Linked DNA regions of Homo sapiens: region 1 is linked to region 2. Evidence: chromatin loops called from intact Hi-C (ENCODE). Cell type or tissue: ascending aorta. All regions are shown on one strand. Each heading gives the region's core, and the rest is flanking DNA. Links, peaks and the distances in the headings are about the cores only. Region 1 overlaps ANO5 (anoctamin 5). Region 2 overlaps GAS2 (growth arrest specific 2).

Evidence for each region. Peaks named below come from ENCODE experiments on the same cell type or tissue, not always from the same donor. Only the 100,000 strongest peaks of a DNase experiment are listed, where the experiment ranks them.
Region 1: a loop joins it to region 2, with 8 times the contacts of the local background. A loop is called at or near these places in 22 of 110 quality-filtered maps.

The regions. Positions count from the first base shown.
Region 1 is chr11:22,237,923-22,249,357 of GRCh38, reverse strand. It overlaps ANO5 (anoctamin 5), which reads right to left. Exons shown (of 22, transcript NM_213599.3): 9 at 9,674-9,789. Among named protein-coding and RNA genes, the nearest start is that of ANO5, 51 kb to the right of the region's middle. In ascending aorta, for the core only: a CTCF peak has its summit at 4,197 (motif pointing left); a DNase peak (open chromatin) is centred at 4,137.
Region 2 is chr11:22,781,172-22,792,606 of GRCh38, reverse strand. All of the region lies in intron 7 of GAS2 (growth arrest specific 2), which reads right to left. Among named protein-coding and RNA genes, the nearest start is that of LINC02718, 43 kb to the left of the region's middle. RefSeq lists enhancers at 1-512, 11,256-11,305, 11,336-11,385 and a silencer at 4,710-5,004. In ascending aorta, for the core only: a CTCF peak has its summit at 4,833 (motif pointing right); no DNase peak of the experiment used is centred there.

The DNA.
Region 1 (11,435 bases), core at 584-8,583, 540 kb after region 2:
AAAGTACTTAATATTAAATTGTAATTTCTATATATGCTTAACAAGAACACATATCTGAACATAAAGGTTATAAACATTTTTTCTCAATGAGATTTTAAAATGTATTTATCATATTCAATATTAACTTTATTGAACATCCCATTCTTCATATTTCAACACTCTTAATATTAATAGGCATCTTTCTGTTTATCCTGTCTTTTTTCATTCTTTTCAGTGATGATGAACATTGTTGCATTGTTAATTTCCCTAATTTGGTTTTCCAGATCACTATAAACTTGAAATTAAATTATAATGCCATCATATTCCCTTGCTAATCTGCCATTCACAACTTCCTTAGCTTACTCAGAGTGAATGAACTTTTTCTCCCAGTTTTTTTCTGAAAAATGTAGAAATTATTGTAATAGTACATGACATCAAAATCAGAAAAAGTACAAAAATATATTTTATGAAATTTACTGTTTACCATGTCTATTTTTAATGTTTTAAAAATGGCAGAATCAATGTTATTAGAAATATAATATCAACATTATTGCTATAGACTTAACTTAAAAATTCTTTAAGTATTCATAAGGAAACTGGATATTTCAACAATCTTAGTTTTAAAGTACTACTTTTTTCTCCTTTTCAATTGTCACAAGTCTTATTCCTTGAGCATAAAAAACAAAATCCCTCAAGAACTCTAAACCTGTCAAAAAAAGAAATTGCTGAGAATTTACTAAATGAAATCAGGTAAGTATTTATTACATGTGGAAATATACAAATTATCTTACTAAACTTTGGACTTGGGTATCTAACAGTAACAGATTAACAACGAAATAATCTTTCAGGATCTCAGAAAGCAGGAGATATTTCTTAGATTTGCAATATGGTAAAAATGCATACATTATTGAAATCACATTTAATATTTAATTTAAACTATCTTGTTAGTCATAACTAAGAAAATAAGAGAAATCTAATAACATGAGACACTCTACAAAAGCTCAAATATAGGGAGAGCCTTCTTTTGAGTATTATTTTTTAGAAAAATATGCCATATATTTAAATCTATGATCTTTTTTAACCTGTCCATTTTAATTATTAGACTTTCAACTGATCTGTGGCACTGCACCATTTAACACAGCATCTGATAGGTAGATGTGTGTTAGATACTGTGTGAGGGGACTGCTCTCATTTTGTATTTCCAAGATGTAATATTTAGTTGAAGACATAGTAAATAATCAAAAGAATGATGATAGAATTAAATTGAATACAATCTTGATAAATCAATCAATGCAAACATTTTTTTCTAAAATGACTTATTTTTACAATGAATCCATAAACATCTGAGAAACTTAGCTTCAGTATTATCCTCACATTGTAATAACATTATCTGTACCACACATATATTTAGTCTATGCTATTTAGTATGTAGCAGTATTTCAATTTTGTTTCTAAGCATTAACATACAACATATGGATATCAAAAACAAATTACCTGAAGTGTAAGCTGGAAGGAAAAAAAAATGAGCTGATAGAGCTGATGTGCCAGTGATCAGTCTTCAACTTTATATGCTCCATCAGCCCATTTTTCTCAATCTTAGCATTGCCATTTTCCCCAAAAATATTATCTAATGTGACAAAACTATCTGTGCTCAAAAGGCAGAAAAACCACTTCCAGATATCTGGACATTAAAGTGATGTTTGGTATAGAGGTAACATGAAATATGTGAAATCTAGGAACTCAGATTCCTATAAACTGTATCTCTTTCTAGACACCCTATCATTCTGTCTTCCTTATTTTTGTCCTCCATATCCAATAATCCATTAGGGCCAATGAATTCTGTCATAAAAATATTTTTTCTAATTCATAGTCTCCTCTCCTTCCTGTTGTCAATGCCTTGAAAAGACCTCCAAAATTTATTGCTGGACAATTTTAACAGCCTTTACTTCCCTGAGTTCAATCTTATATCCATCTAAATTATCTTTTGTTTCCAATAAAATGATGTTTCTAAAGAAAAATTGAGCAATATCCTTTTCTTCCTTCAAAGCTTCATCTTTTTACTTCAGCATTGTTCTTCAGGATTTTGTTCCTGGTGAACATTCAAATCTTCTTTGCCAACACTCCTACTTGAAGAACTAAACAAACACACAATGCTCTTGTGTGTTCTCTTTGCCTGAGATATTCTTACCTAACTTCTTTCCCTACTATACTGCTACTTATCTTTCAAGACATAGTTCAAAAGCACTGTGAAGCTTTCCTAGAGGTTGTCATGAAGATAGGTGCTTTTCCCTCTGTATTTTGTTTGGAGTATTACTGTGCTGTAACTAATACGCATTTGTGTGTGTTCCTGCAAACAAATTCATGTTAGGAAACCACCATCTGATTATCTTTGTAGGCACAGTACCTTGCTTGATATGTAGTGATGCTTAATAAAGTCTCATTAAAAGAAATGTGTCAATTGTAATTATGCATATATGAATAAATTCTTTTCTTTTTTGCTTTTTTTTTTTTTTTTTTTTTTTGAAACAGGGTCTCACTCTGTTGTGCTAGGTTGTAGGGTAGTGGTGCGATCTCGGCTCATCGCAACCTCTGTTTCCCAGGTTCAAGCAATTCTCCTGCCTCAGCCTCCAAAGTAGCTGAGATTACAGTTGTGTGCGCCACCACGCTGGGGTAATTTTTGTAGTAGTAGTATTATTATTTTTTAGGTAGAAACGGGGTTTCACCATGTTGACCAGAATCGTCTCAAACTCCTGACCTAAAGTGATCTGCCTGCCTTGGCCTTCCAAAGTGCTGAGATTACAGGCAAATTCTTTCTATTTTAAGAATATTTTAACTTTTATCAAGTCTACCCACAAAACCTTTACTAAAACCCATGAAATCAACAAGGAGAGGAAAAACACCCAAACCCAATACAGGCCTTCAGTATCATGACAGAGAAAGTCATGATCCTCAAATTACCTGCAACTAAGGAAATAAAAACAACACCTGCTGCTACAAACCTAAGACACAGGAGAGAGGTGAAGATGTTTAAGAAATTATAGGGGAAAAATGTAAAGTAGGGTGGAAAACATAAAGAAACACAGCTAAAATAACCCTAGAGAAAAGTTTAACTAAATGCCCTAATGCAGAATATATGTTTGGATTTGGTCATTTATAATCTATAAGAAAGGATCTGAAAAGAGTGAGACTGGAAGTGGCAGCCTGAGATAAGCAATATTTCTTGAGAAGAATCAGATACAAAGAGAAGACTGGTACTCTTTGGAGGAGTGTCAGTAAACAGAAAAAAGAAAATAGGAGAGTTAGAATCTCGTAGAAATGAAAGAAATAGGCTGCGCAGGGCAAGGGAAGATGGGTGCCCACAGCTGTGAGACTCACAGGAAGCTTCAGGTCCAGCACACACAGAAACAGATTCTCCCTCACTCCCATTCACCAGGTTGAGCATCCCTCATCTGAAAATTCGAAACACAAAATTCTCCAAAATCTGAAACTTTTTGAGTGCCGACATGATGCCACAAGTAGAAAATGCTACCCCTGACCTCATGTGATGAGCCACAGTCAAAACACAGGCACACAATGAGAAAATGACATTTTTAACACTGCAGAAAGGTGTCTACAGACAACACATTGAGAATGTGTGATGGACTAACAGAGAGGGGCACTCTAGTGCTAGAAACTCTGTTTATAAATTAAAAACAAATTGAAATAGGTAGGCCACGTCCATAAAAAAACATGCAAAACAAAAGCAAAATCAGAAAATGTGAAGTAAATAATTTAGTCTGATAATTCTCCCCAAATAACATGAAATTGAATAATACTGTAATAAAAACCTAAAAACAGAGTGAACTCTTCTCAAATAAATATTTGCTGATACAAGAAAACCCCAGAAATATAAAAACTAAAAAAAGGAATAGAGAAGAGTGGAAAGATATAAAACAAAAATTGATTGAACTCCAGAGATAAGTAGAGCAAATTATAAATCATATCAGATCACATCAGAAGTAATACTGAAATTAGCAAGTAACAAAGGAAACACAGACACAGTGCCAGCGATCAGAGGGGTCTCCCCCAGGATCCCGAAGCATACCAGCAAGGAGAGAGGGTCATCTCTCTTTTCACCCCACCACAGAGCACTGCTGTGAATAGGCAGAAATACTGAAGCGCTGCGAGGCTGAGCCTATCTGCTGGCTCTTACTCCTAAGTGCCATCTACTGGATAGTAAACCAAATTACAACACCAAAAACATTCTGCCAATATACAAAACTGTGAAACCCAAGGCAAGAATCCAGCTACAAATAAAGACCCTGTACAGAGCCTTGGCTCTCTGAAAGCACCCAGTAATGAAGCCAATTGACTATACTCAACTTATACTACAATTAATGGAACACCAGCCCTCTCAGGCAAGAAAGATTCAGTGCAAGAACTCTGGAAATTCAAAAAGTCAGTGTCCCCTTACCTTCAAATGAGCTCCTCAGCAATGCTTCTTAACTAGATGGTAACAACAGAAATGACAGACATACAATTCAGAATGGAAAGGACACTCATCGAGATTCAAGAGAAAGTTAAAACCCAATCCAGTAATCCAGGAATCCAGTAAAACAATCTAAGAGCTGAAAGATGAAATAGCCATTTTAGGAAAAAACAAAACTGAACTTCTGGAATGGAAGCAATCACTACAAGGATTTTATAATACAACAGGAAGCATTAACAGCAGAATAGACCGAGCTGAGGAAAGCATCTCAGAGCTCAAAAACCAGTTCTTCAAATCAACTGAGCCAGACAAAAGTTAAAAAAAAAAAAAAAAGAACAAAACCTCCAAGAAATTTAGGATTACATAAAGAGACCAAACTTATGACTTATTGGCATTCCTGAGACAGGAAAGTAAACAACCTGGAAAAAGTGCTTGAGGATATAGTCTATAAAAATGTCCCCAATCTCACCAGAAATTGATATACAAATTTAAGAAAGATGGAGAACCCTGATGAGACACTATATCCCCAAGGCACATAGTCATCAGATTCACCAAGTTCAACACGAACAAAAAAATTTAAAGGCAGCTAGAAAGAAGAGTCAGATTACATCCAAATGGAAGCTCATCAGGCTAGCAGCAGACCTGTCAGCAGAAATCTTACAAGCCAGAAGAGATTGGAAGCCTATTTGTAGCATCCTTAAAGAAAAGAAATTCTAACCAAGAATTTCATATCTCATCAAACTAAGCTTCATAAGTGAAGGAGAAATACAATTCTTCTCAGACAAGCAAATTCTGAGATAATTTTTTACCACTAGACACGGCTTACAAGAGGTCCTTAAGAGAGTACTAAACATGGAATGAAAGAACAACACCTGCTATCACAAAACACACTTAAACACATAGCCCAAAGACACTATAAAGAGACTATACAATCAAGTCTACAAAACAACAAGCTAACGACATGATGACAAGATCAAAATCTCACATATCAATACTAACACTGGATGCTGAGATGCAAAAATCTATACACAAGATCAATGAAACCAAGTATTGGTTCTTCAAAAGAATAAATAAGACAGACCACCCTAGCTATATTAACAAAGAAAAAAAGGAGATCCAAATAAGTCCAATGAGAAATGACAATGATGATATTATAACTAATCCTACAGAAATCAAAAATCCTCCAATACTATTATGAAAAGTTCTATGCACATAAATTAGAAAATCTAGGAAATGAATAAATTCCTGGAAACACAAAAGCTCCCAAGATTAAACCAGGAAGAAAGTAAAAACCCAAACAGACCATTATAAGTTTTGAAATTTAATCATTAATTTAAAAATCTACCAATCAAAAAATGCCCTAGACCAGATGAATTCACACCCAAATACTAGCAGATAGAAATACAAAGAAGAACTTGTAACAACCCTGCTGAAACTATTCCAAAAACTCAAAAAGGAAAGGCTTCTCCATAACTCGTTCTATGAAACCAGCACCAGGCTGATACCAAAATCTGATAGAGACACAACAACAAAAAGACAATGTCAGGCCAATATCCCTGATGAATACAGACACAAAAGTTGTCAACAAAATACTAGAAAACCAAATCCAGGAGCACATCAAAAAGTTAATACATCCGATCAAACTGGCATTATTCCTGAGATGCAAGGCTGATTCAACAAGTGCAAATAAGTAAATGTGATTCACCACATAAATAGGATTAAGAGGAAAAACTATTAACATATGATCATCTCAATAAATGCAGAAAAAGCTTTTGATAAAATTCAGCATCCCTTTCCATTCATGATTAAAAAACCCTCAATAGTCTTGGTATTGAATGAACATACCTCAAAATAATAAGAGCCATCTATGATAAACCCACAACCAACATCATACTGAATGGGCAAAAGCTGGAATCATTCCCCTTGAGAAATGAAATAAAACAAAGATGCCCACTCTTACCACTCCTATTCAACATAGTGCTTAAGTCCTAGCCAGAGGAATCAGGCAAGAGAAAAAAAATAAAAGGCATCCAAATAGGACAAGAAGAAGTAAAGCTATCTCTCTTTGTTGCCAAATGATTCTACACCTAGAAAACCCTAAAGACTCCACCAAAAGTCTCCTAGATTTCATAAATGACAGATGAGAGAGTTCAGTAAAGTTTCAGGACCCAAAAGCAATGGACAAAAGTGAGTAGCTTTCTATATGGCAATAATGTTCAAGCTGAGAGTCAAATCAAGAACACAATCCCATTTTCAATAGCCACAAAAAATGAAATATCTAGGAATACAGCTAATCCAGGAGGTGAAAGATCTCTACAAGGAAAACTACAAAACACTGATGAAAGAAATCAGAGATGACACAAATAAATGGAACAACATTCCTTGTTCATGGATTGGAAGAATCAGTATCATTAAAATGGCCATACTGCCCAAAGCAATTTACAAATTCAATGTTATTCCTATCACACTACCAATGACATTTTTCACAGAATTAGAAAAAGCTATTCTAACATTAACATAGAACCATAAAAATGGCCAAATAGCCAAAGCAATCCTAACCAAAAAGAACACAACAAAGAACACAACTGGAAGCATCACACTACCTGGCTTCAAACTATGCTATAAGGCTATGGTAAGCAAAACAGCATGGTACTGGTAAGACACATAGACCAATGGAACTAAACAGAGAAAGCAGAAATGAAGCTGCACACCTCCCACCATCTGGTCTTCAACAAAGCTGATGAAAACAAGCAATGGGGAACGGATTCCGTATTCAATAAATGGTGCTGGGATAACTGACTAGCAATATACAGAAGAATAAAACTTGGACCCTTATCTTTCACCATATAGAAAAATAACTAAAGATGGAATAAAGTTTTAAATGTAAGACCTCAAACTATAAAAATCCTAGAAGAAAACCTAAGAAGTATCTTTCTCTACATCGGCCTGGGTAAATAATTTTTGGCTAAGTCACCAAAAGCAATTGCAACATCAAAAAATAATTGACAAGTGGGACCTAATTAAACTAAAGAGCTTCTGCACAGCAAAAGAAAGTATCAATAGAGTAGACAATCTACAGTATAGGGGAAAACATTCACAAACTACACATCCAACAAAGGTCTAATATCCAGAATCTATGAGGAACTCAAACAAGTCAACAAGCAGTATCCAAATAACCCCAATAAATAATTGGCAAAGGACATGAAGAGACACTTCTCAAAATACATACAAGCAGCCAACAAACATATGAAAAAATGCTCATCATCACTAATCCAGAGAAATGCAAATCAAAACCGCAATCAGATAACATCTCATACCAGTCAGAATGGCTATGATTAAAAAGTCAAGAAATATCAGATGGTGGTGAGATTTGGGAGAAAAGAGAACATTTATACACCGTTGATGGGAATGAAAATTAATTCAGCTGCTGTGGAAAACAGTTTGGAGCTTCTGCAAAGAACTTAAAACAGAGCTGCCATTTGACCCAACAATCTCATTACTGGGCATATGCTCAAAGCAATATAAATTGTTCTACCAAAAAGATGCACGCACCTATATGTCCATTGCAGCACTATTCACAATAGCAAAGACATGGTATCAACCTGGGTGACCATTAATGGTGGAGCAGATAAATAAAACGTGGTATATATAAACCACTTGTAAGTGGGAACTAAATATTGAATACACATAGACATAAGGATGACTACGATATACACTAGAGGAGGTAGTGTGGGAGAGGGGTGTGGGTTAAAAAACTCCCTATTTGTTACTATGCTCACTACTTGGGTGGCAGGATCTGCACCCCAAACCTCAGCATCGTGCAATATACCCACACAAAAAACATGCATGTATACCACTGAATCTAAAATTAAAAAGTTGAAATTATATAAAAAAATTGGGACAGCCTAATGTTTTTCAATAGAAAAACAAATAAATGAATTATGAAAAATTTATAATAAGGCATTCTGTGTTCCACTAAATAGTATCAGATAGATCTTTGTGTATTCATAGAAGGACATCAGTAATATACTATTTAGTGAATAAAGAAAAATATTAGCATGAAAGAGAAGAGAAAGATGCCATTGCTCTCAGAAAAAAAAATGTTTCTGCTTTTTTATGCAGGAACACAAAAATAGGACTAAATCAATATTATCCAAATCAAGCCTAGTTATTTTTGTGGAGTTTGATGAAGGTAGAATTTCACTTAAAACTTTGTTCATCTCTTAATTATTTGAAATGTTTTTGATAAATATTCTGGTTTTATAACTTAAAGTATTAAATGATTATTATTCAAAACAGTTAAAATAGCCATTCAAGAAAGAGTTTGCATGATTTATCAAAAGCCCCAGTTTATAAACTGACTAAGTGACATTAATTTTCCAAAATGTGTCCTCTAGTTTGACTTAAACATACTGTTGAGATAACATTTCAGTTGATTTGGATGGATCCATTCAAATCAGTCTCATGAAACAGATACTGTGATGCTGTGTAAGCATAGCAATGCAAGTATAAATCATCAAGGAAAAAACACTGCCTATAGTAGCAAGAGATCTCTAATCTAATAGTTCATTGAATAAAATCATATGTCTCCTAATATCTTGTATGCTTGTAGTATTGCTATGCTTTAAAGTGATAACCTGCAACCATAGTCTTCTTGCTTAGCTAATGAAACTATCTAAAGGATTGAGGTCATAGAACAAATGTCTTCACAGCTCACTGAGAGCACACACACACAAACATCCATACACAACCTTTGTCTTATGTTCCAAATTTCTGGACTCCAAGAGAAACAAAAACTAATATGTATTAAACACTAAGTGTTAGCCCCTATGCTAAAAAGTAGTAATATTGCTATTCCCGTTTTACAGATAGTATAGATATTATAACTAATGTGCTAAAAAGTAGTAATATTGTTATATCTATTTTCATAATGGTTAAGTAACTTGACCAAATTTATATAGCTTTCAAGAGACAGAACTTGGATTGGAATTCAGCCTAGCTAAATGCTAAGGTCTAACCTCCTAACCACCATACTATCGCTGTTGTCTTTCATCAGTTTAGCAACAACATTCTCCTAAATGAATTGCTAATTTATAGTGTAGATATGAAATCAAGAAGTTGTGAAATGTAGTGGGAGAAAATAGTAGTAAAAAAAATATTATGCCATTGTGAATAAAAATCACATTATCAAGTTTTAATTGGTCTGATCCTGTGTATGAAACTTACTTAATCAAGTCTAAAGGCTGCTCCTTGTAGAAATAGGAAAATCGAGCCCAATTCTGGTGAAGTGTGTATCTTTCATTGGTAGGATTGGGAGGTTCTGATGGCTTCCAATATTGGCCCTGCAGATATTCAAGAGGAGGGTACATAAAAGACGAAGCAAAAGACAAAGACGAAGTAAATAAACACTGCTGTTCTAAGAATGTTAGTAAACAAGGGTATGTTTTCTTTTACTTTTAGATTTCATATTCAATTGATGTGAAATTATTTCATAAACTAATAATATTTATTTATTAAATTATCACACAAAGCTATCTCAAAATGCAAGTAAAAGTATAAGACTTTGGCTTTACTCAAGCTATTCTTTCACCTGGAATGCCCTTTCTTCTCTACTCAAATCCTAATATAATATTCACGGCCCAGAGAGCCATATCACTATACAGCTGGATAGGACTTTAGAAATGGGCTAACACTTTTTTTTATAGATGAAAAAATTAAACTTCAAGGAACATTAAGCAACTAATCCAAAGTCATACTGCTATTACTGGAAGAGACTCCTGTTCTGTCCTCACTGATAGCCATTTCCCAAAGAACTTAAAATATTACAACAAACTTTAGCATTTAAGGGGCTTGGTATTGCTTGATGCATAAGTTCTTTTCCCATTGTTAGATACTGACTAATATTATTAATATCTTTTCATGGCCTAGCAAAGTATTGTGTACACTGTGGCTGTTTAAGACATTCTGTTTTTACTGCAGACAAATGAACTGCTGAAGGCAGCACTGAATAAATATCCAGTTTAAAATTTAGCACGTTGGAGATATACCTAACGTTAAATGATGAGTTACTAGGTGCAGCACACCAACATGGCACATGTATACATATGTAACTAACCTGCACATTGTGCACATGTACCCTAAAACTTAAAGTATAATAAAAGAAAAAGAAAGTTAAAAAAATAAATAAAATAAAATTTAGCACGTGTGAAAATCTTTATATGATAAGGTGTTAAATTTTATATCACCCAGATTCCAACTTTTTTCTTCTTCTGTAGGTAATCCAACTGAATCTTAAGAAATTAAACAACCAAAAAAGCAGCCTATGTGGGTATTTTGAAAAATGATTCTGTAAAGCACATAAGGGAAAATCCAGTGCCTAACACTGCATTCAGAAGTAAAGAAAGATTAAAAAGTAAAATCACCAGTAAGTTATAGCTATCTCCAGTGATAGCTCAGTGACATCGAATTTCCAATGAGCCTATATGACTCTACTGAAAGGCTACATGCATAGTTTAAAATTGCTGATGACTGAAGACATTAGTTTGGCTTTATGATATGGCATTGTAAGAATAGAACTAATGCCCTAAAAATTAATTTTAAAAAACTCAAAATCTTCAAAAAAAAAAAAAAAACTATGAGGTCTTTTGTGAAGAAAGATGGACAGAATGCAATGCAAAGTGTTTATTAACCTACTTTAGATCTTTCTGCTTTACCAAACGTCCATGTTAGTATTTAGAATCTATAATCTCCTAAGAGTTTCTTTGCCCCAGGAAAAAAAAATTGTGACAGTGGGCCCTCTGTATCTGCAGGTTCTGCACCCACAAATCTAACCAACAGCAGATTGTAAATATTTTTAAACAGCAGTAAACACATACACACACAAATTTAAAAACAATACAGTGTAACAACGATTTACATTTATATTGTATTGGGTATTATAAATAATCTAGAGATGAATTAAAGTATGCTGAAGAATGTGTGTAGGCTA
Region 2 (11,435 bases), core at 1,481-9,480:
TGCTGAAATTCAGCCAGTTTTTAGACATAAACTCCCAAAGCTCCCATGTTGACTCTTTGCTCTTAAATTTACTTTTGCCTCTAGAAATTCTAGTAACTTTATTCCTTTCAAAGTTTACACTAAAAATTGTCACCAGTTCAACTTCTATTTTTATATTTCCACAATTTTATATTTCTATTCTCTCATTTCTATAATTTTTCTCATGATTTCCTAAAGTCTTTCATATGTGTGTGCACAGGTCTGTTAGATGCACACAGGTAGTAGAGAAAAATGTGTATAAATTATTCCCATCTGATATAAAAAATATATATCCATCCCATTCCCATGTCTTTTTTCCTTCAACTGTTGTTAGAGGGATGTTGTTTATCTAATTAGGGCCCAGCTGGCATACTAGAACTACTTTCTATTTGTTTAGTCCACCTCTCTCAAATGATATGTGTTTTCTTATGACAAACTATGGCACAAATCTTCAGCTATGTGGATCCCTCAGCCACTTCCTTTTCTTTCTCCAGTAACCCACTGTGTGCAATGATATGTTCCTGCTTGCACAAATATCTTTAGTATTTCAGAATCTTACCTGCATATCCATATCACTTCATGTCAGTGAGAAACTATGAGTTTTCTGATAAACACCTTCCTGTGCCTTTTGTATTTTAAGCTAAAAAATGATGTTAAAGGAACACCAATATTCACTCCTCATTGATAAGTCTAACTTATATTTCCTAATTGTTTTCAATTCAGCTCAGCCTCCAGTGATGTGCTTGTTTGTAGAAGGGCCTCATATACAGAACCATTCCTAAGTTGCCAACACTTTGGTTTCATGAAGTCATCGCCTTATCTATAGTATATGTGTAGGGAGGCAAAGCTGGCAATAGTGTAACTCATTCTGATTCTGTTCATTCCTTCATTTGTCTTAAAAGCCCTCTTTTCTTGGTTCCAATATCTTTTAAGTTCACCCATATCTCTTTTCTGCCACTTTGTGATTCATTCTCCCTAGTATCTAGCCAGTTTATTATAGTGAGATCAGAAAAAGAAAATTAATTAATGTTAAAGTCACATTAGTGGCCTCCAGATTTTAAGATCTTTCCTCTTTCTTTTCCTGTATATTATGATTAACACATACACTTTAATGGAAATGGATATTCCATCTTTGGCCCATTAACTTCTAAAAGTAGTTGCGAAAAGCATGTCTGTCAGATCTTGAAGACCTCAGCACTGAGACCTGCAAACTGAGATGTGCTATCCATCTACACCATGGACCTGGTGGTAATCTCTGATGTCTGATGTCAGCACCTAAAAGGCTTGCCTCTCCCTTTATATTTTATTTTTGTCTATTTCTCCATTTAGAGACACCCCCATCCCCTCTACACCTTTTCTAGATCTTTAACTCAGTTTCACAAGAAATTCCATTATCCAGTCACTCAGTATCTTCACCATAAATTCATTCTCAAATCTCAAATTTACCATTTTTTTCTTCTCTGTCTATCCATTACCCAAACAGGTCTTCAGGAAGGGGATTTAATCTTGCCTAATCTATTCTTTTTCATTTTGAGTATTTGATCTCTGATAGCAGCTATTTTTGCTAGAATTTCTTCACCTTTGTGGTTTTGTTATCTATGCTCTCAGTGTTATTTTTATTTCTCCTCTGATGTCCATTTATATAGCTGTTTTATTTCCCAATTATCTTTGACACTCTGAAGCAAAAAACAGGTCTTCTCTGCATATGCTACATTTCAAATTTCTTATTACAATGCAATTTTAATAATCTATATTATCTATCTATATTTAATAATATATCTTTGTTAAGCTTATTCTAATAAAGGATGCTAAGAAAACATACTGAAAGCTGGGTGTGGTGGCTCACGCCTGTAATCCCAGCACTTTGGGAGGCCAAGATGGGCGGATCACTTGAGGGCAGGACTTCGAGACCAGCCTGGCCAACATGGTGAAACCCTGTCTCTACCAAAAATAACCTGGTGACTGAGCGAGACTCTGTCAAAAAAAAAAAAAAAAAAATAGAGAAGAAGAAAACATTGAGGATACTTTCAGCCGAGTCTTTGAGGGCAATAGGTTTTGTGAAAGTGTCCTCATTGGAGGAAATGATATGAGCATCAAAGAAAAGTAGGACATTGTTGGATGAAAAAGTATAAAAATGCTTTCCATCTGAGGGAAATCAGGTGCAGAGGGACAGAAATGTAAAGCAGCATGGCTCTGTACACAGCACTGAGTAGTTCACTATTTTTTTTATTATACTTTAAGTTTTAGGGTACATGTGCACAACGTGCAGGTTTGTTATACACAAATGCGAGAGGGATAGGAGAGGCCCGTCTGAACGCTATTGCAGTGGTCCAGGCTAAAGAGGGTTGACTGCACCAGGGGTGGTGTGGATGTTAGAATCCTTCTCTCAGTGTTCCAATTACCTCACTCTCATCCAATTTCCCACCAGATTTTTGCTCTCTTTTTTCCGGGATGCACTGCTGATTCACAGATGGAGATCATGCCATTGGCTGTAACATGTGTTAGGTAGGTAGAGTAGGTAGGGGTACACATAACCCATTTAACAGAGGAGAAAAGGGAGACAGAAGGAAAATGTGCTTACCAAATATGTTGTCTCTTTCTAATGACTTCCAGAACAGACCCGGAGAGCCATGTTTATGTATCATACCATGTTAGAAAAATAAACATACTTTCTCATAGCTAATGTGTTATAAGGAACCATTTACTTGTTTTATAACTCGGTCAGCATTCTGAAGTAAAATATATATCCGTATATCTCTCTATATAGAGAGATATATATTTCTTTTCTGCTAGTTTCAAAGACTACATTAAAAATACATATCATGGCCGGGCGCGGTGGCTCACGCCTCTAATCCCGGGACTTTGGGAGGCCAAGGCGGGCGGATCATGAGGTCAGGAGATCGCGACCATTCTGGTTAACGCGGTGAAACCCCGTCTCTACTAAAAAAAATACAAAAAAACTAGCCGGGTATGGTGGCGGGCGCCTGTAGTCCCAGCTACTCGGGAGGCTGAGGCAGGAGAATGGCGTGAACCCGGTAGGTGGAGCTTGCAGTGAGCCGAGATCACGCCACTGCACTTCAGCCTGGGCGACAGAGCAAGACTCTGCCTCAAAAAAAAAAAAAAAAAAAAAAGAATATATATATATATATATATATATATATATCTCATATGAGATACACACACATACACACACACACATATATATGTACATATATATGTGTATATGTGTATGTATGCCTATGTGTGTGTGTGTGTTTGTGTGTGTGTGTGTGTGTGTGTGTGTGTATATATATATATATATATATATGAAATCTAGGCATACTGCCCCAGGAAATTGAACTTTTTCTACTTCAGCCAATTAACTACTGACTAGCAATTGATTCCCAAAAGTATCTCCATCAAATTAGTGTCAATCCTGATAACAATGACATGGCATAGGATCTTGTACTTCTTCTCTATTACAGTAATGATCAAGATAATTATATATATAATTATATTTGAATTCTTTTCCCACTACATTGATCTACTTTGGGAAATTATAGGTAAATCATCAGTATTTCCCTAGTGATTGCCACAATTCCTGGCACATAGAGGGATTTAAAATATCTATTAAATGATAATTAATAATTACTGAGTAATTACCTAATTGGTAGACACTGTGATATGGACTTTAAATGCAATATCTCATTTAATTTTTATACTTATTTTGTGAAGGAAATACAATAATTATCTCCAGTTTATGGTTGAAGAAAATGGAATTTTAGATTTTAGTATTAATAGAGATAGTAAATTATTTAATCACAAAATTTAGTAAGTGGCAGAATTGAGATTCAAACTTATACTACTGACTATTATACGATGTTGTCTCTCTCAAATATATAAATGAGGGAATAAGTAATTAAATAGCTTGAATTTGCTGGCAATTCATGAAGCATCACATAAGCTCTGTCCCCAATTAGTACAAACCCTAGATTAATTAAAAATATAAAAATCACTTTTGATCTGTAATTACTATAGTGTGCTTTTTCTATCAGTGGTTCTCAACCCATGAGACATTTGACAATTTCTGCAGACCTTTTTGGTTCTCACAAGTAGGGGCAGGGATACAAGTGCTTACACTGGCATCTAATGGGTAAAGGCCAGCAACCCAGTGAAATCTCCTACAATACACAGGATAGCCCCAGGCCCCAAACAAGGAATCATCTCATTCAAAATATCAAGAGCCTGAGTTTGAAAAATCCTATTCTATATCATATGATTGTTCATATGAAGAAGTCAAATCATACTGAAACTTTTCCTGTCAAAGGAAGAAAAACATATTTTCTTCATATTCTAAATCTCAGTGATAATTTCTTGTTTCTCATGTCTCTTGGCCTCTCCTTTTGGTGTCACTTTTACTACCATGAGCTTAATTAACATGCAAGACTCACAATATAACATTTTACTATAACATAATAACAGTGCAAATAGAGCAGACGTAGTGCTACATTCCTTTTACTTGCAGAGCAGCATATCTTGCTTAAATACAAACTTAAGGAAACGCACACCATTTCATGTTGCAGAGGCACTCCGACACCTTTCAAAAAGATGAGCTACATGACAAGCAAGAAGCCAATAAACCATTCCACTTAAGCCAGCAGCTATTCAAAATTACATACTTTAAAAAGAAATGCGAACCAATAAACTAACACAAACATATCTCAACCATATTTAAGATCTCTTTCAAAAGAACTAACAAGATACCAAGCTGTTTTCCAACCCTGAATACCTGACATTGAAAGAAACTCCTAGCAAAATAGTAGTTATTGAATCTAAGCACTAGGTGGCAGCAGCACATTAAATGCGTGGGTTTGTCCCCGAATAAAAATGCAGTGCTGCATTGTTTAAATTCTATCAGAACTAAAGAAGCAAACGTGTTTTTCCCCCAACGCTTCTCACCAGTGACTCCAATGTATTTTACTGGGCTAAAAACTATTTAGCTGATCTTTTTTCTTTTTCTTTTTTCTTTTTTTTTCGGAATAAATCTACTTGTCACTCCAGCACATATGTTTCTCTGTGTGAAAGTAACAAATATTTAATGTGTATGTGTGTATGTATACACACATACACACAACAATTATGTATACATAACTATGTATATGTACATGCACTGCATATATCGCATATAATTGTATGTTATGCACATTAAATTGATAATAAATACTGAATAATAGGAACAACATTACTTTCTACTGAGCACTTTATCTCATTTAATGCTTCTAGTAACCTTATGAAGAAAAATATTTGCTTTCTCCCTTTGCAGTTTAATTGCCAAGGATCAGAGAGATTGAGCAACCTGTCCAGGGTCACACAGCATAAATAGCTACAGAGCCTGGATTTACGTCATACATTTCAGAAAACTCCAAGTCTGGGAGCTTTTTGAGAGCAGGAATCTTGTTTCATTAGTATCTATTCTCTCTCACCAAATATAGACAAATGCTCAAAAATGTATTATATCAGTTTTAAGAACAATTGTGTATTTTCATGGTGGTGAAGAAAAAGAATTCATGTGGGGAAATGAAAGTGATTATTGGGATGCATGTTAAGATGTGGATTATCAGGCCTCACTTCAGACAAATGAAATCAGAATTTCTTATGGAGGTAGTTTTCTAGAAGTTATCCATGTGATTCTAATATGCATTGTTCAGAATCTATAGGGTAGTGACTATGAGAATGAGATTTTAAGAAGTAGTAGAAGCCTTTCTCACTTCTTTCTGAAAAGTCCTCAAAAATAAAACTGAAAATACCTAACAGTGTGATATTTAGCACTGAAGGAGATACAAGTTTGCACTCACCAACACTGACAATGTCCTACCCATTTGCATCTACTTTTGTGGTCAATTTTGTAACTTCATTGTCAGAGACAGGTATCTATTTTTGTCTATTTCCACACAAGGCCAACATTCATAGAAGTAAACGGTAGATACAATTACAATCATTTCTGTACTACATTGCCGATTATCTTCTAGAAATTCAGCAAATTGTTCAAGACACGTCTTGAGATATGACTTATTACTAATACTATCCTATATTACTATTACTGAAAACCAGTCCTTGCATAGTGGACAGTGATAAGTTCTTTCTGCATGAATAAGTGGATAAACGCTTATCTATCCATACATAAGTAGATTAATGGACATAGGAGGACTTGTTAGGTAATGAGATATGCAGCTGATCTTATTGGTTAATCTTCAAAAACCCACTTCAAGACATTCTCAGTAATTTTTACCAGTATTTCTATCTGGCCAATTGTTTTCAAAAATAATAAAGATTGATGGTGACAGCTCGGATGAAGTTCATTTTCACAATTTTTTTTTATCCAACTCATGTAAATGTAAATCTATTTTCAAAAATAAAAGCCTGGTAAGCTTTGTGATTGTTTTAACAGAACTAAGGGACATAATTAAGAACATTTTAAGCTATTCTGAGGTGGATACCGCAGAAGCAGAATCTGTTTGTGGACAGATAGAACAATAAAAGGGTAGTTCTCTGCTTGGTTTGCTTTGGATTTTAACCAAAACTCCCCTTAGAAAACTAAGTCCTTTAGAAGGATTTATCCAAGAAGTATGCCTTGAATTTATTATATCCTTTCATGTTCAGAAACTGTTTCAGATAACTACATATTACTCACAGTCCATAGCATCATGAAGGTAATTTCTGAATGTGCCAATATGTTGACATCTTCCAGAATTATAATGCCAGTTCCCCGAAAAAAGTACAGCTATCTATGTTTACAGTTTTTGTCCTATACTCCCTTATAGACTTATAATCCTGAAGAGAGCGACAAGGAAGAGGACACTAGAAAACAATCTTTTCAACGAAAGTAGCATATATCTAGGACTTTGAATGGCAAGCAGCTTAGAGCAAAAAACCAAGTGCTGAAGATATAGTTTAAAAAAAAGGTAGAAACATGCTTAGCAAAGAGTCCCCCACAAAACTTGTAATCTGCATAAATTGTCAAGGCACAGCTGTGGAGGTGACAAGGGCATTTCCTGATTCCCAAGACATCAGCAAAGTCCTTTAATCAACACATACATTATTCTGTTCTGTATGTAATATTGTTCTTGAATATTAAGCAGCCAGTGATTCAGTACCATCTGGCACTTCCTGGTTAAGCACAGCTCTGATACAGTAAGAATGTGTCAAGAGTCCAGGAAAGCAGTTTCCAATGAGGACAATGCAACAGAGTGAATCAGACAGGCTAGGTAGGAGTGGGAGAAAAGACACACTCTTCCTTCACCCAGGATGAATGGAAAAAAGAGGAGGTGGTAGGGCATCAAATGCTTTGTGCCACTGACCTTCTTTTTCCATGCGGACTATAAAGATGCACTTTCTGAGTGCTATGGGGGGATTTTTGTTTTTGTTTTTTATCCCTCAGTAATGATGCAAAGTGTGGGAGAGTACATCGGGCTTAGATGACAAAACATCCACGACTCACACAGACCAAGCAAGCTGTTCTTGGCATTCAGAATCTCTACATTTGGAATATGTCTAGTGTGATGGAGGAACACTGGAATTTTTGCTATCCCTTTTCCTCTTTTTGTCCTCTAAGACTGAAGGTGTCCTTGCAATTTAACCACAGGATTGCCTGTGTCAGGTTTACTGGAACCTTCTGTAGCCATGCCAGAAGACGCAAAGTGGTCTTCAAATGAATCTAAACCATGACCTCAGATCTTATAGTTAAAAGCAACAATGAGTTGGGGAAACCAGGTAGAAAGAGAGACAGGAGAAATGTCTCAGAAATGAAAGTGAATGCCTCTACATAGGAATAGAAGAGGGAAGATACACAGAGGATTTAGGCTACTTATGAGAACATATTTGTAGGACTGGGTTTGATTCTGAGGCTCATATTGGAGGAACGACATAGTCATCTTGGAGCATATACAATAAATGTGCATAGGATGGTAAAAAACCTATGAAACCTTGCTTGTGGGGAAAGGCTGAGTGAGCAGCTACCATTTACATTGTGAGCAATGACTATTATATGCCAGGCTCTTAACGTATAATCACCTGGAAGGCAGTTATTTCTATATCCATTCTACAGATAATGAAATTTAGAGTCACAGAAGATTCATGCCTTGCCAACCAATACTATGTGTAGCAGACCTGGGGAGGTTGGTATATGGTAAGGAATATGAACTATCTGACCTAGAAAGTACCTTGAACTTTAGTTAACTTTACTAGTAACTTACTATCATCAATCCAAAGCTTTCCTTCTCATAGTTGAAGACACAGAACCCTTAAATGATATCATTACTTTCCCAAGATAGTTTATAACAGAAAATACAAACACAGAATCAGTTGAGTCTTGACTTCATTCAGCACTGCTTCCCATTTACAGATTCAACACTATTCCTATCAAACTACCAATCATTTTTCACACACATAGAAAAAGCTGAAATTCATATGAAACCAAAATGAGTCCAAATAGCCAAAGCAATCCTAAGCAAAAAGAACAATGCCAGAGGAACCATATTACCCAACTTCAAACTATACTACAAGGCTACAGTAACCAAAACAGCATGGTCCTGGTACAGAAACAGAACTATAGACCAATGGAACAGAACAGAGAACACAGAAATAAAGCCACACACGCACAATCAACTGATCTTTGACAAACTTGCCAAAAGTAAGCAATGGGGAAAAGACGCTAATTCAATAAACGCTGCTTGGATGGCTGGCTAAGCATACACAGAAGAACGAAACTGGACTCCTTCCTTACACATATACAAAAAAACACCCAAGGTGGATTAAAGACTTAAATATGTCTCAAACTGTAAAAATCCTACAAGAAAACCTAGGAAATATCCTTCTTGACATGGGGATTGGAGTAAAAACTCACAAATGGCAAAGGAAGAATTTCCCCTCCTCCCAAAGGGGTGCTAACTCAAAAAAAGTAAGTAAGTGGGATCCTTAAAGGGCCAGAGTGAGGCCCTATGCAGTTGTACAAACTACTTCAAAAGTCACTGGAAAACTTGGCCTGGGGAGTGGGGTAACAGGAACGAAAAGCATATGGCAAGTCATAAGGAGCCTTTGCAAAGAAATTATGGCTAAGTCCTCAAGAGCATTGCAATAAAAGCGAAAATTGATAAGTGGAACCAAATTAAACTAAAGAGCTTCTACGAAAGAAGAGAAACTATCAAGGAAGTAAACAGACATGCTACAGAATGGGAGAAAACATTCACAAGTTATGCCTCTGATAAAAGTGTGATATCCAGAATCTATAAAGAACTTAAAGAATTCAACAGGCAAAAAACAAATAGCCCCATTAAAAAGTGAACAAAAGACATGAATAGACACCTCTCAAAAGAAGACAAACAATGGCTAACAAACATGAAAAAATGCTCATCATCACTAATCATCAGAGAAATACAAATCAAAGCCACAATGAGATGCTATCTTGTACCAGTCAGAATGGCTTTGTTATGTCAAAAAGAAAAGGACGTTGGCAAGCCTGCAGAGAAAAGGGGACATTTACACACTGTTGGTGAGGTATGTAAATTAGTCCAGCCTCTGTAAAGACCAGTTTGGAGATTTCTCAATGAACTAAGAATTGAACCACTATTTGACCCAGCAATCCCAAGACTGGGTATGTACCTAAAGGAAAATAAATCATTCTACCAAAGGAACACATGCATGTGTATGTTCATTGCAGCACTATTCACAAGAGCAAAGACGTGGAATCAACCTAGGTGGCCATCAGTTGTAGATTGGATAAAGAAAATATGGTACATATATACCATGGTACGTAGACACTATACGGCCAAAAAAAAAAAAAAAAAAGAACAAAATCACATTATTATTATTATTTTTTTTTTTTTTGCAGCAACATGGATGCAGCTGGAGGCCATTACCCTAACCTAACTAACACAGGAATAGAAAACAACGTACTGTATTTTCTCACTTATAAGGGAGAGCTAAATTCTGGGTACATGTGGACATAAAGATGAGAACAATAGACACTGGGGACTACTAGAGGGGAAAAGGATGTGGGGGCAAGAGCTGAAAAACTCCCTGTTGGATACTATGCTTACTACCTGGATGATGGGTTCAAGTCATACCCCAACCTCAGCACTGGGCAATATAGCTTTGTAACAAACCTACACATATACTCTCTGATTCTAAAATAAAAGTTGAAAAAGAAAGAAAAAACACAGTACTTTCCAATTGGTTCACAACTAAGGAACCCCTTAACTTTATTTTTCTTTTAAACTTCTGGTTTCGAAAGAAAAATAATGATAATGATGCTACTACTGCTTCTGTTGCTGATGATAACTCTCCATCATTAAGAGGCTGTCCTCTCTAGCTCTCACAACAAATCTGTCTAATTAATACTATTAATCCCCTTTATATAGATGAGGGAATTCATTCCCACAATAGTTGCATAACTTACTCAAAGTGACAAAACAGTCAGTACCAGGGTTCCATCTTACAATTCCTTCCAATATTTGCATTATTTTTCACACACACAGTGCTGAAAGACTTTATCAGCAAATGTTATTCATTAGTAAATAACTTGGTCCCCATTTTAACTAATAAAAAACATATACATGAAATGCAGACCATCAACTGATTAGTATAAAGAAACAATTTTTATATTAATTTGGCCGAAAGCATGGTATCTGGTGAGTCCATGCAACATAGCCATTGGTAAAGGTTCAAGTTCCATTGTCTTTCTAAAACACTGAAATTAGCCTATGAATCCCAATTTTTATAAGCACAAGACCCAGGGATCTAGACAGTCCTAGAGGGGAACTGCTTTGTTACATTACAGTATCATAAAAAACAATTCCAAAAAATATAATATTTTTTGGACCTTATAATGTGTTACACCGAGTACCATAATAAACCTCAGGGAGTTTACCCACATTATCTTTAGCTCCAAACACAGACTAACAATTATGATTTTCTTTCAATCAAGGTTCCCAGTGAAAATCTATAAGTTGTTAAAGAGGTTACTAATCTCTTCCTATAGAAAGAAAGGCACCATAACCATGCAAGAGATCATGAGCACTGAACTTGTTTCTCTCAGAGAGAAAAATTACAAAAGAGAAATGATAGATGGTGCTTGCTAGAAATTTTAATTAAACCTGTGAATGAAAAGTCTGAATCAGGCTGAGTGGCAGCTGCACTCATACATGACCTGCTTCAGTAGCAGAGGCGGGAACATGTCAGGAAATAGATATTCTGTGAGAAAAGCCATAATACCCTTGAGTTTCATTTAATCTAACTCTCCACGTGGCCTAGTTCTGAAGGGCCTTCTAGGAGACCCCCCATCCCCACCTCAGTGAATAGCTCAGAATACAAAGAAATCTCCTCTTGGTTGCTAAGTGACCATAGAGTGTGGACCACAGGATGTCTGTAGTGTGTGTGGGCTG